3 separate regions of the Homo sapiens genome follow, and all the other regions are linked to region 1. A link is a contact called in ENCODE Hi-C or POLR2A ChIA-PET data. All regions are on one chromosome and are shown on one strand. Each heading gives the region's core, a stretch centred on a gene start or an enhancer-like site at or near the end of the contact. The rest is flanking DNA. Distances are from core to core; before and after follow the strand shown.

Region 1 (4,404 bases), core at 680-3,179:
ACTATCCTGGCTAACATGGTGAAACCCCGTCTCTACTAAAAATACAAAAAATTAGCTGTGCATGGTGGCGGGTGCCTGTAGTCCCAGCTACTCGGGAGGCTGAGGCAGAAGAATGGCGTGAACCTGGAAGGCGGAGCTTGCAGTGAGTCGAGATCCCGCCGCTGCACTCCAGCCTGGGCGACAAAGCAAGACTCCGTCTCAAAAAAAAAAAAAAAAAAAAAGAGAAAACAAAGGAAAAAATAAAGTCTATCTCTCTCTACTTATTCCATGTATGACTACTGTAAGTTGAGTGCATATATATGAATTCTAAAGAATGAATTTGCAGTCTTCTAACGAAGATACTCATTGTGTCTACCTTCCTGGAGTAATTATTTTAAGGCCATGCCCTCAAGTATTAACGTTATACATGTCTCCACGTTTGAAATAGTAACAAGCAAAGTTTACATTGGAAATCAAGAAACAAAGGTATACCTTTCAGGTTTTAAAATAGCCTTCAGTGTAAGAATCAGTTTCTCTGAAAATTATACATTGCTCTGTTTACATATGGAAATTTTAAAAAATCACTTTTTATGGTGAAGAAAACAAAAATCTTTGGGCAAATTTATAAGTAACACAAAATCCAACCATCCGAAGGATATTTAATGACCCATGCGGTGGCCTTATAATAAAAGGGAAAAGGAAAAGGAAAAATTTCAAAACCCAAGGAGATCTGCAAACTATGGGGAAGCCTAAAGTCATACCAACAAACCCATGAGTGTCACACATACACGTACTCATGCAAATATTCAAATGGAATAGATTTAGAAGAGAGCAGAAGAAAGAATATCAAAATACTCATGCTTGTTTTCATGGACTGCTCAGCATTTTCTCTAAAGGATCATGTACAGAGATCATCCCTGGTACGAAAGAGTGGTACTAAAGAGGCAAGTTTTCTGGGGGTCCTGATGTACTCAACTCCCTGAAGGATATCTTGTCAGGCCTACAAGGAATCTTCATCAGAAAAAGGCTAAGGAGCAGGCACAGAGAACAATACTTGCTAATCTTAATGAACAGTTAGATCCTGAGCCTTAAAAGCCTCATCTTCCTTAGAAGAAAGCTAAAGAAACCATTTCTGTCCCATTAAGAGAGATGAAATGAGAGCAGATCCCTCCACGTGGGTATGCCTTCACAATGGACCCTAGAAAAAAATGCTGCAAAGCCACTACAGCTGTTAACTCCTGGGCTCAGAGAATACCTCCAGGCCTTCTGGTTGTGTATATCTGCACTCTTATTGATGTTCTGGAATTTATTGACTTGGCACAGTGACACATGCTCCTTTTCCTCAGATCCTTCTTGCTCTAGGCAACAGAGGCACCAGACTTTTGGTGTCCCTGAGACCTCCAGCTGCTGTTAGATGCCACCTCGAATGAGATTCATTTCCCCCTCCTCACATTCTAACGTTGCTAACATTGGGGCCCATACCCCAAAGTACAGGGATATCTTGTGCCAGCCCAAATGTCTCATGGTCTAAGGGGCAGGGTCAGGAGACCAATGCCCAGAAGCTGTGTGTAGACTGTAGTTTTTCCATAGTCCTGCCCACAGTGAGAGGAAACCAAAGCCCTGCATCAGTCCTGGTACCTTACTTAGCAGCTTCTTCACTGAGATTTTGCCTTTGTCCAGACTGAACTCCTGGAAAGCCTAAGAGTTGAAGTTGAGAAGGCCCATCTTGGGGTCAGGCCCTGTTGAACCTTTGAATTTGCTACATCTTTCTTAACTGCTAGATAGGAGGGAAGTTCAAACCCGAAGCTTTTGCTTTTGTCAAACTACTTCCTCGCGATGGCAGTATGGGCCCAGAAAAGCCAACTAACCCTGCCCCCAGGCCTTCTTCTCCCTCCCATTCCATCTGAAAAAAACCACCACTAACAGGCAAAGCCACCAGGAAATATGGCTACCTTGTGTCTTGCCCAGTTTGAAGAAACTTGCTCACACCGCTGCGCTTTTGCTTTTGCTTTCCATATACAATCAAACTGAAGCCTAAAACCACCCACTCTCATTAGGCATCTTTTCTTTTCAGTAATTCAGTTTCCTCTACTACAGCTTCATAGATCTCCTCATCGGTCACCATTAGATATGCAGGATTTTCCCCATTTTCAAGTTTTCTGATACAAGGTTCAAGTCCCAAGGAGTCCGTGCATGAGGAAAAGATATTGCTGGAACTCCAAAGCTTGTATGAGGCTTGGCTATCTGTCTCCATCAGACGTTGTGGTCTTTGACCTGGCTCATTTCCCAGGCTCTTATGGCGTACTCCATTTTCTGGCTCACATATTTTAGAAAGTAACCAAAATGGCATCCTTCTTTTTAAATGTCTTTCCAGATGGAGAACTCACTAATAAATATTTCAGTTGCTCAAACTTGATGTTCAAAATAAATACTCATATTTAGCTATTATCATTTAAAGACATCAGAGTTAAGCTGTTCCATAGGTTTTGAACTAATATGTTAAAACATTATCAACTTTATCGTATGACCTTTTCTTACACTTTTATATTTTTATGCCTCATATATTCATGTTTTAATTTTCACATACACGATGCTTTGAATGAATAAAGAAACAACACATTTTAAATAATTAATTGGGCAGTTAGGTAGAGAATGTACATTGTGTATCCTCCTTAGATAATTGTATAATTTATTGTCCAAGTTGGACAACTGTGTGAACCGTGACTTCCTAAGGCACACTGAAAGGAATGTTCACCCTATTTATCATTCCACAGTCTTGAGACAAACACTGATCACATCTTTATGCTTTATTTACCTAAATATATTGATAATTTTTTTTTTTTGAGATGGAGTTTCGCTCTTGTTGCCCAGGCTGGAGTGCAATGGCACAATCTCAGCTCACCGCAACCTCCGCCTCCCAGGTTCAAGCGATTCTCCTGCCTCAGCCTCCCTAGTAGCTGGGATTACAGGCATGTGCCACCACACTCGGCTAATTTCGTATTTTTTTTTAGTAGAGATGGGGTTTCCCCATGTTGGTCAGGCTGGTCTCAAACTCCCGACCTTAGATGATCTGCCCGTCTCGGCCTCCCAAAGTGCTGGGATTACAGGCATGAGCCACCGTGCCCGGCCTTTTTTTTCTATTTTTGAGACAGAGCCTTGCTCTGCCACCCAGGCTAGAGAGCAGTGACGCAATTTCGGCTCACTGCAACCTCTTGCTTCCTGGGTTCAAGTGATTCTCCTGCCTCAGCCTCCCAAGTAGCTGGGATTACAGGCGTGTGCCACCGTGACCAGCTAATTTTTATATTTTTAGTAGAGACGGAGTTTCGCCATGCTGGCCAGGCTGATCTCGAACTCCTGACCTCAGGTGATTGGCCCGCCTTGGCCTCCCAAAGTGCTGGGAGTACAGGTGTGAGCCAGTGCGCCTGGCCGATAAATTTTAATTTGTATATACACATACATGTTTACAAAAATTGGGCATTGTCCTGCATATTTTTTCTTTTATACTTTTTCTCTTGGTTATAGTATGAGCATTTTGACAGTTGTACTTTAGTTATCCAAAAGTATAATTTAAAAATATGAAAATAGCTATTTATTTATAAGAAATAGAAATATTTTTATTTATATAAATATTTATAAGTAGAAATATTTAAAATTAAAAGTAATAGACTCAATACAGAATATTTAGAAAATATGGAATTCAGATAAGTGAACACAAAATGACCTATCGTATTACTATAATCTGTATGTATTTTTTCTTTAAACACCAATTGCATAATAGCGTATGTTGGATTTTTTTCCCTGATATTTCTATTTTCTCCTCTTTAATCCACTCTTCATTTTTCTCTACTTCTCTGTGTATCAAATGGCTAATCTGTATGGACTATGTAATCTGGCTGTTTTGCTCTATGTCCTGGTTATGTTCTCCTATAAAGGATTCTGGCAGGATTTCAGGAGTAGGTTAGGTATTTATTTAATCAGATCTATGGTTTTGACTCCATCCCTTAGCCAAATACCACTATCTTAACAGTATCTAGGAGGAGTAATTGAAATATTTGGCAAACAGCCTTAACGAATACCCATATACCCATAAATATAGTTAAACAACGTCGGCATTTTTAAAAATTAAAACATTAGAACCTGAATGTGACTGTATATTTCTACATTCCCAACTCTAATTTATCTTTTTTTTTCTGAGCCAAAGGGGTCCTTGGGCCTATAGGTAGCTAGGGATAAGTGGGGTCTTTATGGGAATTTCTCCCTTGAGCTGCTCGCCAGGCTGGAGTGCAGTGACGCTATCTCAGCTCACTGCAACCTCTGCCTCCTGGGTTCAAGCAATTCTTCTGCCTCAGCCTCCTGAGTAGCTGGGACTACAGGCGCATGCCACCAAGCCCAGCTAATTTTTGTATTTGTTTTAGTAGAGAAGGG
Region 2 (4,787 bases), core at 2,046-4,545, 7.4 Mb after region 1:
ATGTAAACAAATGATTGAAAATCCTGCATGGGGGACAAAACAGTTGGTGGGGATGTTAAATTGACGTAAAGGGAAATGAGAAGTTTTGGGGGTGATGGAAATGCTATCACGATTGTGGTAGTGGTTACCTGATTCAATGACTGTCAAAACTCATTAAATTGTACGCTTAAAATTGGTGACTCCTACTGTGTGTAAACTATCCAAATAAAGTTGATTTTAAAATAATAAAGCACATATACACCAAAAAATAAAAAAAAAGAAAAAAAGAAAATCCTGCATAAATGTCATACAATGATTCTTGTTAAATATGAAATAATTTTTAAAGAATAAAATGTCTAGAGAAATTATACATTTATTCCATCTATTTTAAAAGTAAGTTTAGTTCTCTTTCAAAAAGAAAGAAAAAAATGGGAATTCCAGGTGAAATATTAGAGGCTGATGCTAGTACTGAACATATGCCCTGTTCATTGGTAGGCATCTCTGTGAAATAAAAGTAGGCTTAAGTAAGCTTTTGATTGTCTACCAAGAGATACCAATAAAAAAAAAAATCTGTGGAATTAATGTAGTGATTGATTTCTAAAAATCAAATACTAATTACCTTAAAACTAGTGAGAGTAAAGTAGCATGTGGTACTTTTTAAGATCAACTGTGACTTTTTTTTTTTTTTAAGAGTCTTGCTCTGTCGCCCAGGCTGGAGGGCAGTGGCGCGATCTTGGCCCACTGCAAGCTCCGTCTCCTCTGTTCGAGCAGTTCTCCTTCCTCAGCCTTCCGAGTAGCTGGGATTACAGGCGCCTGCCACCACGCCCGGCTAATTTTTTGTATTTTTAATAGAGATGGGGTTTCACCGCATTAGCCAGGATGGTCTCTATCTCCTGACCTTGTGATCCGCCCGCCTGGGCCTCCCAAAGTGCTGGGATTACAGACGTGAGCCACCGCGCCCAGCCCCAACTGTGACTTTTCTATCCATTCTCACAACTTCATAAAAATTAAATGCAGGAGGCCGGGCACGGTGGCTCACACCTGTAATCCCAGGACTTTGGGAGGCTGAGGCGGGTGGATCACTGGGTCACTTCAAGACCAGGCTGGCCAACATGGTGAAACCCCGTCTCTACTAAAAATACAAAAATTAACCGGGCATGGTGGCGGGTGCCTATAATCCCAGCTACTCAGGAGGCTGAGGCAGGAGAATCCCTTGAACCCGGGAGGTGGAGGTTGTGGTGAGCCAAGATCATGCCATTGCACTCCAGCCTGGGCGACAGAGCGAGACTCTGTCTCAAAAACAAAAACAAAAACAAAAAAATTAAATGCAGGATCTTCCAAACTCTGACGTGGCTATTTGGCCCATCTCACTTATTTACCTTCCAACTTCTTCAGCAAAAATTAAACAAGTAACACAGTTGTCTAGTGACAGTGTTCTTGAAAATTCAGCCTTCTCCTCCTTAAGGAGGGGAGAAAATCAACTGCAGTGATCATAGCTCAGAGTTCAGCACATTCACAGGCGTGGGTGTGCAAGTGTGTAGTTGGTTGAACCATAGCAAATTGCCCTTTGTGTAGGTCAAAAACAGCTAAATATCACCAATTGCCTTTAGATCAACGTAGTACAATGTTATTTTTCTAACTGAACGACTTTCAAATCAGAAGGGTTGAAAGGATTTTCTCTTGAACAATTAGAACACAAAGTCCTCAGAAAGAGCAGGAAAGGGCTTTGCTTTTCCCCATATACCCTCTTTTTACAGGCCTTTTCATTTCTGCCAGCAACACTATTCGTGGCTCTCCAGAGCACACTCTTCCCTCTTTCCTCTCTGGTCCTAGTATGAACAACAATCAGGCCTGTCTCCTAGTATAGCTGAAAAAAACATAAGGGAAACCGAAGGATGCATTACAGCGTAGATCCATCTTCCCTTATTAAAAACCTATTACCAAACAGTTTTCTTACCACACCACACAGCCTGTCAGTTGCCAAACTCAAAGGTTTTATTCAATGCACAGCTATCCAAAGATACCCTTTTTAACTTGGAGCTATTCCCAAATTTCAATCCTTTTTTCCCCCCCTTCTCTTTTCCAGGGAAAGGATTAGTGTAGATTGAATACTGAAACAAGAGTGGAAATAAAGATTGATGGTCCACACTTAGGTCAAGGGCTATCATCTTTCAGGAAAGCAAGCACTTGTATGAATGTGGAGCTTTCTCAGCCTTGCCCACAAACCCAGTAGTAGGTAGTGTTCAGCCTAGTTCTTATTCTTATCATAGAGGCTGGTGGCACGTGAGCACTCAAGAAGGAGGTTGGAGGCCTGGCGTGGTGGCTCATGCCTGTAATCCCAGCACTTTGGGAGGGTGAGGTGGGTGGATTGCCTGAGGTCAGGAGTTCGAGACCAGCCTGGCCAACATGGCGAAACCCTGTCTCTACTAAAAATACAAAAAAATTAGCTGGGCGTGGTGGCGGGCACCTGTAATCCCAGCTACTCGGGAGGCTGAGGCAGGAGAATCGCTTGAACCAGGAAGTGGAGGTTGCAGTGAGCCAAGATCGTGCCATTGCACTCCAGCCTGGGTGACAAGAGCAAAACTCCGGCTCGAAAAAAAAAAAAAAGGTTGGGAGAGGCTCAGCTGGAAAAGCATTCTCTTTGCCAGGCTTCTCACACATGGTTTCCCCAGGAGACTCAGGGAGGAACCTGTGGCATCTTCAGTTCCTTCATTCTTTTTTAGCTCTTAGCCGAATTTTACATTAACTTCCAAACCTGACTTTGAAACTAGTGTTTCAGCAGCACTGGAATATCAGAGTGCATTATCCATAAACAGAGAAGCACAGCGGCAGACGTCTTGACAGGCAGAGAAAGAACATTAGGCAGAGTTGTCCTCTGCTTGCTTTGTGGTGGATTTTAAACAGTGATCCCTGCTTATGTAGCTATAATGACTTTACTAAGAAATGTGTTCTTGAGTAGTAAACTTAATCTATCAGACAAATAAAACCACAAATTTAGTTGAACTGGAAATCACTTGTTACTTTGGCTCTTTAACTATCATTATAGCATAAATTGCAACAGTTACAACCATCTCTGGGAGTACATGGATATTTTACAGCTATTGTAAATGAACAGTATTACAGTTGGAGATATGTGGCTGTGAAACCACAGGAAGGGTAGTTCAAGAACACCTGGTTTCCTATAGGCTTCCAGGCCCGTTGTATCAAAAGACAGGAAATATGCGCTTTTCTTATCACCTTTTAGGTGCACATAACAACACATAAGCACATAACAACAGGTGGCTGTATATGTATGCAAGACAACACTGCATGCATTGGCCACAGATGGTATAAAGAGTCAAGAGTCCCAATTTGTGGTTGTACTCCCTGAATTAAACCTACCCCTGACACAAACGGCACTTGCCCCCAGATAATTTAAGCATCTAACCACTAGTCTTCCAGATACAATTCATGGCATGGAACATTTGGTAGGTCTTCTTTTTTTTTTTTTCAGAAGTTCAAAATTAAGGGCAAATAACATTAGCCCCAGCTGACCAATGAAGAAACTGAAACCAAAAGAGGTTTAAAAAGGAAAGTGTCACACCCCAATAGAAAAATGGGCAAATATCATGAGCAGACAATTTATAGAAGATACACATGTGGCCAATAGATGTTAAAAAGTGTTCAGCCTCAGTAGTAATCAAATAAATGCAAATTTAAGCCACAGCAGCATATCATTTTCCCACTCTCATATTGGGAAAAGTTAATTAACTGATAATACTCAATGCTAGTAAGGATGGACTGAGATAGCCTCTCCCACTACTAGCTAATGGGAGTATGAATTTATACAACCTCTGTGCACTATAAAGTAATCTCTCAGGTTGCATCAGGGGTCTTTTAACATGTCTCATTTGACCCAGTAATTTCACTCATAGGGTTCTGTATTATGGAAATATTTACTTATAAAAATGTTCAGCAAAACATGCAATATGAAAGAGAAAAACAAAAACTACTTTCTGATTTCTAATTGGGAGAATAGATAAATAAATGTTTATCATGTAGTAAGACATGCAACCATTAAAAAGTATATTTTAAGAACATTGAATAACACAAGGAATGCTAAAGATAAAACATTAGCTGAAAAAGTAGGACACAAAACTTTAAATACAATCCTAGTTGTATGTTTTAAATGTATGCACAGAGATTATGCCAAAAAAGTAAGATAAATGAAATGAAATACAGTGAAGTGTTAACAGTGATTTTCATTGGATGGTTGGATTACATGTAATTATATCCTTTGTACATTTCTATATTTCTAATTTTTCTGCCATGAAAAAGTTATCTCTTTTATATTTGGGGGTGGGAGGGAAAGGTTACTTTTTAAAGCAAAGAGCACAAGATTCTGAACAAAGGAAGACCAGAGTCTGGTATGAGAGCATTAGCTTTGCAGCCATCCAGACCTCTAAGATCAAAACTCTTTCTGAACCAGGATGTTGATCTTGGATTCCTGAGACCTGAAAAGGTTTTATGTTTAGGTTTTTCAGAAAGGTTCAAAGCCCCCCTAAGAGTATATTAAAAATGTTAATATATATGCATTTTATATGCACTTTTCTTGGGATACATTGCATAGCTTTCAGATAGTTAAACAGATCCTTGACCACAAAAGTTAAAATTAACATCAAGTTTAGTTGAGTAGCTAGTGAATCAGTTTAATCTGACTATGATTAATGTAGTCAAATCCTAATGTGAGTTTCACTCCTCCCCTTCATTAACAAGATATTTAACATTTCATTCAGGATCATGTTGACAACTCTTACCGATATAAATCT
Region 3 (4,261 bases), core at 1,762-4,261, 7.9 Mb after region 1:
CACATTCAGGCTAAGTTATAAACATTTAAAGTTCAACCAATTTATAAGTATTTATGTTGCCTGTTTTATACTAGTTCCCGTTTAAACGTTTTTTTTTTTTTGAAAGTTTTGCCAAGCATTGTGTAATCACTTACACAAGGCTAAATTTCCTATGCAAGTAATTTTGACATGTAAATATAAACTTAAGTCATTACCCCCAAGACTGTAAGACAATCTGGAAATTCTACTGCAAAAAAAGTTTATCTTAAACTATGGAAATGTTTAACAGCACGCACAAAAGTAGAGAGAATAATAGTAACAATGAGCGCTTCTGTATTCATCCAGCTACAATAATCAACTCAAGGCCACTTCTGCTTCACACCTACCTCCTACCCACTCCCTCCTCTCATTATTATCTTCAAAAAGAATTAAGAGGAAGATACTATGTTCTCTAAGTACACTTCTACCCAAAGATAGCAAAAGTATCAAAAACTAGCATGTTAAGTCAAAATCCAACAATGTAACTATACAGCCGCCTTACGCCTTACACAATTCTTTGGTAGGTGATAAATTTAAGAATTCAGTTAAACACAAAGATATAACCATCTTTAAGAATTTTAATGAAGTCCATAAACCCAAAGGGCATATTTAAAATTATACCTAAAAAGACAAATAGGGAAATGTGATGAAAACGAACTTAAACATCTGCAATTAACTTACTTAACGTGGCACCTTAGTTCAAAATGAAAAAAAAAAATCGACTATTTAACATAATGTGTCATAAAACTGCAATTCAACCACTTGAAAAACTGCTGAACACTTATATACCTTAAACTGGTCCTTCTGATCCCTAATTATAGATTGATATCAATGTAGAAAGAAAACCAGGCATTTTAACGTTAAGTGGTTGAAAATGTTGAAAATTAACCCCACTGTTCATCGGAAAGTATATGAGAGCAAGCCTAAACTACCTGAATTATATGTCATTAAACAAATGCATCCACTTCCCAGAGCCTTTTTTTTAACAAAATAAGTTCAGATATACCCTTAAACGCAACGCGCTAGGCTACAGACAGAATTAGGAGACCGCCTCCTGCTTTTGCTCCTAACCAATACGCAGAGAGAGAAGGTTGGCAGAAAAGTGCTGCGAGGACAGTAACAAACACCAGCAGCTCCCGAGCAGGCCCTGCTAGAGCCAGGAATGACGCACTTCGGTAACCCGACTCTTTCTCCCCTCCACCCCCGCCCCCAGCAGCGGTGCTGACACCGCCAACAGCCCGGAGTAGGAAAAAAGACAACAGAAAAAAAGGCAGAGGTTGGACCGCACTAGGTTTCATCAAGAAACCTCGATGATTCCTCTTTCGACACTAACCACTAGGACTAAACAGGAAAAGAAGCTTCGTGCTTAAGCAAGTCCCATCATGGTGGTTTAAGAGTCACTAAATTAAGCTGATAATGAGTCCAATCCACAGAGACAAATACAGGGTGTGGCTGCTGCGAAATACGGCGGTCCGTGGGAGAAAAGGGGTATGGAATTTACACTCCAGTGTGAAGGGAAGATGGGGCTTTATGGTGGGAGAAGGGGGTGGCCCGCGCATTTTAAGGAACCATTGCAAACCAACACAAGCGCCTCGTTTACTTTAAATCTAACCTTACAGATCAAAAGTTTCCAATAGATATATCATGTAAACTGTAAATTACCATTTAATCCAACACCATGGCCCTCAATTTAAAAACTACATCCAAGAGAAAGAAGGAGGGAGAGGGAAGAGGGGTGGTAGGCAACAACATAAAAAACATTCTAGGCCACGGAAGAGAAAGTCTCACAAACCGGATGAAACTACTAATACAATATTAAAAATTAAAGCCGAGCACTGAAGCACGAAAATCACACGATAACCCATTACAGTTAAGGATTAAAAATAAAATGACATATGCACCAAGGGGGAGCGGAAACTAAATGTCGAAAGTACAGCGGTTTATAAAAAACTAAAGGCAAAACAAGACATTCTCGCGACGGGGGGAAAAAAAGGCCGAAATCAACAATACGTTCACAATTCTAGGCCAAAAGAAAATGGGAACGGGGCTCAAAGTTTTGCGGAACTACTTGATGCTGTTTCCCACACCTTCTCTCTCCCACGGCCCATCCGACCCTTTTCGTCCCAAAATCGCCGTCCGCAGATCTCCGGATCCAGGGGAGAAGAAAAAAGAAAGTCGACCCCGAGCAAGAATAAAAGTGTGGAGTGAAAACGCACAGGCTGCCTACCTGGGGCAAGGATCAGCTCAGTTCGTGCCTTGAGAAAGACAGTGCGGGTGGGGGTGGGAATGAAAAGCAGCACTAAAACTAAAACAAAAGTGGCGCCAAAACCCCCCAACAAACAGCCTTCCACTCCCGCCCTTCCCCCCTCCGCCCATGCCAGGCAGGCAGGGCCCCCTTCGGGGCAAGGTCTGCGCGCGGGGGCCAACACCGCCAGACCCCAGCCAATTTAGAAAATTGTTGCCCGAAGAAAACTGACCGAAGTCGGGCCTCGGAAGGGATGGAGAGATCGATGCCAATCGCCTTCCCCAGCAGTTCCCCCACCACGCGCTGGAGATGATGGGGCGGGGGAGAAGCAGAGGGGCCCGTCACATGAATGTTGTTCCCTCTCTAGGAAGGGAGGAAGAGAGGGAGGGAGGGGGGAGGGAGGGAAGGGAGGAGGGGAAGGGAGAAGGGAGGGGGCACGAGGGAGGGGTGTGATCAGAGTAGATTTTCCCTCGCCTCCCTCGGTCCGAGGCCCAAATATACACAACTGAGCCTCCTTTCTCCCCTCCCCCCTAGGTTCCCAGCACCACCATTTTGCTCTCTGCCTTCCCCTCACCGCGACACCGCGCTCTCCCCCACCCCAACCACAGCCTCCCGGCTTTCCTCCCCCGACTACGGCTCGCACCCCACCCCACCTCCAGTTCGGGCTCTCCTAGGCTTAGGAGCCTGCCGGAGAAAAGGAACCTAAATCTACTGCTACACAGAGAAGCGGAGCCTCCATCTTGCGCTGCTCCGCGTTCTCCATTTTGGGCCACCCATGGGGGGGGGGGGTCTCCGTAGAGGCCCCGAGGGAGAGTTGGGCGAGGGAAGGAAGAGAAAATCTTCAGCGAGGGTAGTCGAAAAGAAGAGCCCTGCGGTAGAAAGCCACTCTAGGAGTAGGAGGTAGGGAGGAAGGGGGGCTGGAAGTTCCTTGGAAGTGTTGGGGTAGCGACTTGGGGGGAGAAGGGAGAAAGGAGGGCGGGGGGCGCCGCGGGGGCGAGAAAGATCCTCCCGCCTGGACTCTGCCCCCCGTTCCATGGCTGCCCCCCATGGGGGCGAAGAAAGCAGAGGGGAAATTCAATGGCAACAGAGTGCCCAACCTCTTTCCCTCCCAACTCCTCTCTCTCGCCCTGTTTCAATCATACACACCTCACGGTGGGCCAAGCGCCCTCCGGGTGCCCCTCCAAACTTCTAGAAGCTTCGCCTCCGCCATTTTATAACTTACCTCCCCCCTCAGCGTACACAGAGGCAGCAACGAGACTGTTCGCCTCCCCCACTCCTCCTTCTTTCTCAGGCCGGGGGCTTCTTCACCCCTGGGCTGGTACAAGATATTTTTCCCCTTCCTCTTCTTTACACCCTCGAATTCTACTCAGGGACGGAAGCTCCCGCGGTTCTAGAGCGGTGGGGGGTTTTGAAAGTGGCGGTCGGATCCGGCGGGGTTTTTTTTCTTTTTTTTTTTTTTTTTTTTTTTTTTTTTTTTTTTTTTTTTGGTGGCGCTTCGGGATTGTTTGGGGTGTTCGCTCTTCGGCGACTTGGAGGCGAATGGAACGCGCAGGCGCCATCTGTCGGCCACGAACCCGCGCCCGGCTCCCGTTGGGAGGGAGCGGCATCTAGCGGCAGAGAGTTGCCACTGCAACGCCTGGCTCCCAGCCCTCCCACCCAGCGTCCTCCTCCCAGTCACCGACCAATCGTGGCCGACTGACTCCCGGGTTCAGCGTCTCCGACGCCGCCCGCAAACCAGGCGCCCGCAGGGGCGCGCCGCCGAGTGGGGTAAACAAGGTGCCGTGCCCGCGCCTGACTTACTCATTCGTTTGGCCGCGCTTCCGCCGCGGACCCGATCGAGCCGCGGTTCTTCTGTCTTTAGTGGGGTGTCGAGGGGAGGGCGGTAGGAATGTCCGGCGGAGCCCTGGGCCGTGGGAATCCAGAGGCTGGCTGGGTTCGCTCCGGGACTCGTTCCCCGGGCCCCTCCGCCCCTCGCGAGGCGCTAAGGTGGCAGCCCAG

What was found. Hi-C counts contacts between places; a loop is a spot of excess contacts on that map. ChIA-PET counts read pairs that join two places held with the same protein, here RNA polymerase II (POLR2A). Pooled maps may share reads with other maps.
Region 2: a loop to region 1 is called in a map of CD8-positive, alpha-beta T cell, with 8 times the contacts of the local background. The contact joins two enhancer-like sites. A Hi-C loop is called at or near these places in 4 of 168 maps with a recorded cell type or tissue (CD8-positive, alpha-beta T cell, ascending aorta and naive thymus-derived CD4-positive, alpha-beta T cell), 1 of 37 single-sample maps with no recorded cell type and 9 of 50 pooled maps.
Region 3: a pooled map shows a loop between it and region 1 (27-fold over the local background). The contact joins the promoter of STAG2-AS1 here to the enhancer-like site in region 1. A Hi-C loop is called at or near these places in 4 of 37 single-sample maps with no recorded cell type and 13 of 50 pooled maps. POLR2A ChIA-PET finds 5 or more read pairs at or near these places in 1 of 52 experiments (naive thymus-derived CD8-positive, alpha-beta T cell).

What each region holds. Positions count from the first base shown.
Region 1 is chrX:131,810,801-131,815,204 of GRCh38, reverse strand. All of the region lies in intron 2 of FIRRE (firre intergenic repeating RNA element), which reads left to right. Among named protein-coding and RNA genes, the nearest start is that of FIRRE, 18 kb to the left of the region's middle. RefSeq lists an enhancer at 1,875-2,144. Within about 2 kb of position 1,929, at least 17 of the 41 ENCODE cell types and tissues checked have a DNase peak (open chromatin) inside an H3K27ac peak, as active enhancers do.
Region 2 is chrX:124,394,104-124,398,890 of GRCh38, reverse strand. The region is part of intron 30 of TENM1 (teneurin transmembrane protein 1); the gene reads left to right. Among named protein-coding and RNA genes, the nearest start is that of SH2D1A, 50 kb to the right of the region's middle. Within about 2 kb of position 3,295, at least 2 of the 41 ENCODE cell types and tissues checked have a DNase peak (open chromatin) inside an H3K27ac peak, as active enhancers do.
Region 3 is chrX:123,960,091-123,964,351 of GRCh38, reverse strand. STAG2-AS1 (STAG2 antisense RNA 1) reads left to right here and starts at 3,011. Exons shown (of 2, transcript NR_130770.1): 1 at 3,011-3,163. STAG2 (STAG2 cohesin complex component) reads right to left here and starts at 2,646. Exons shown (of 35, transcript NM_001042750.2): 1 at 2,496-2,646. RefSeq lists enhancers at 1,139-1,398, 1,489-1,588, 3,017-3,066, 4,047-4,236, 3,765-4,261 and a silencer at 2,557-2,696.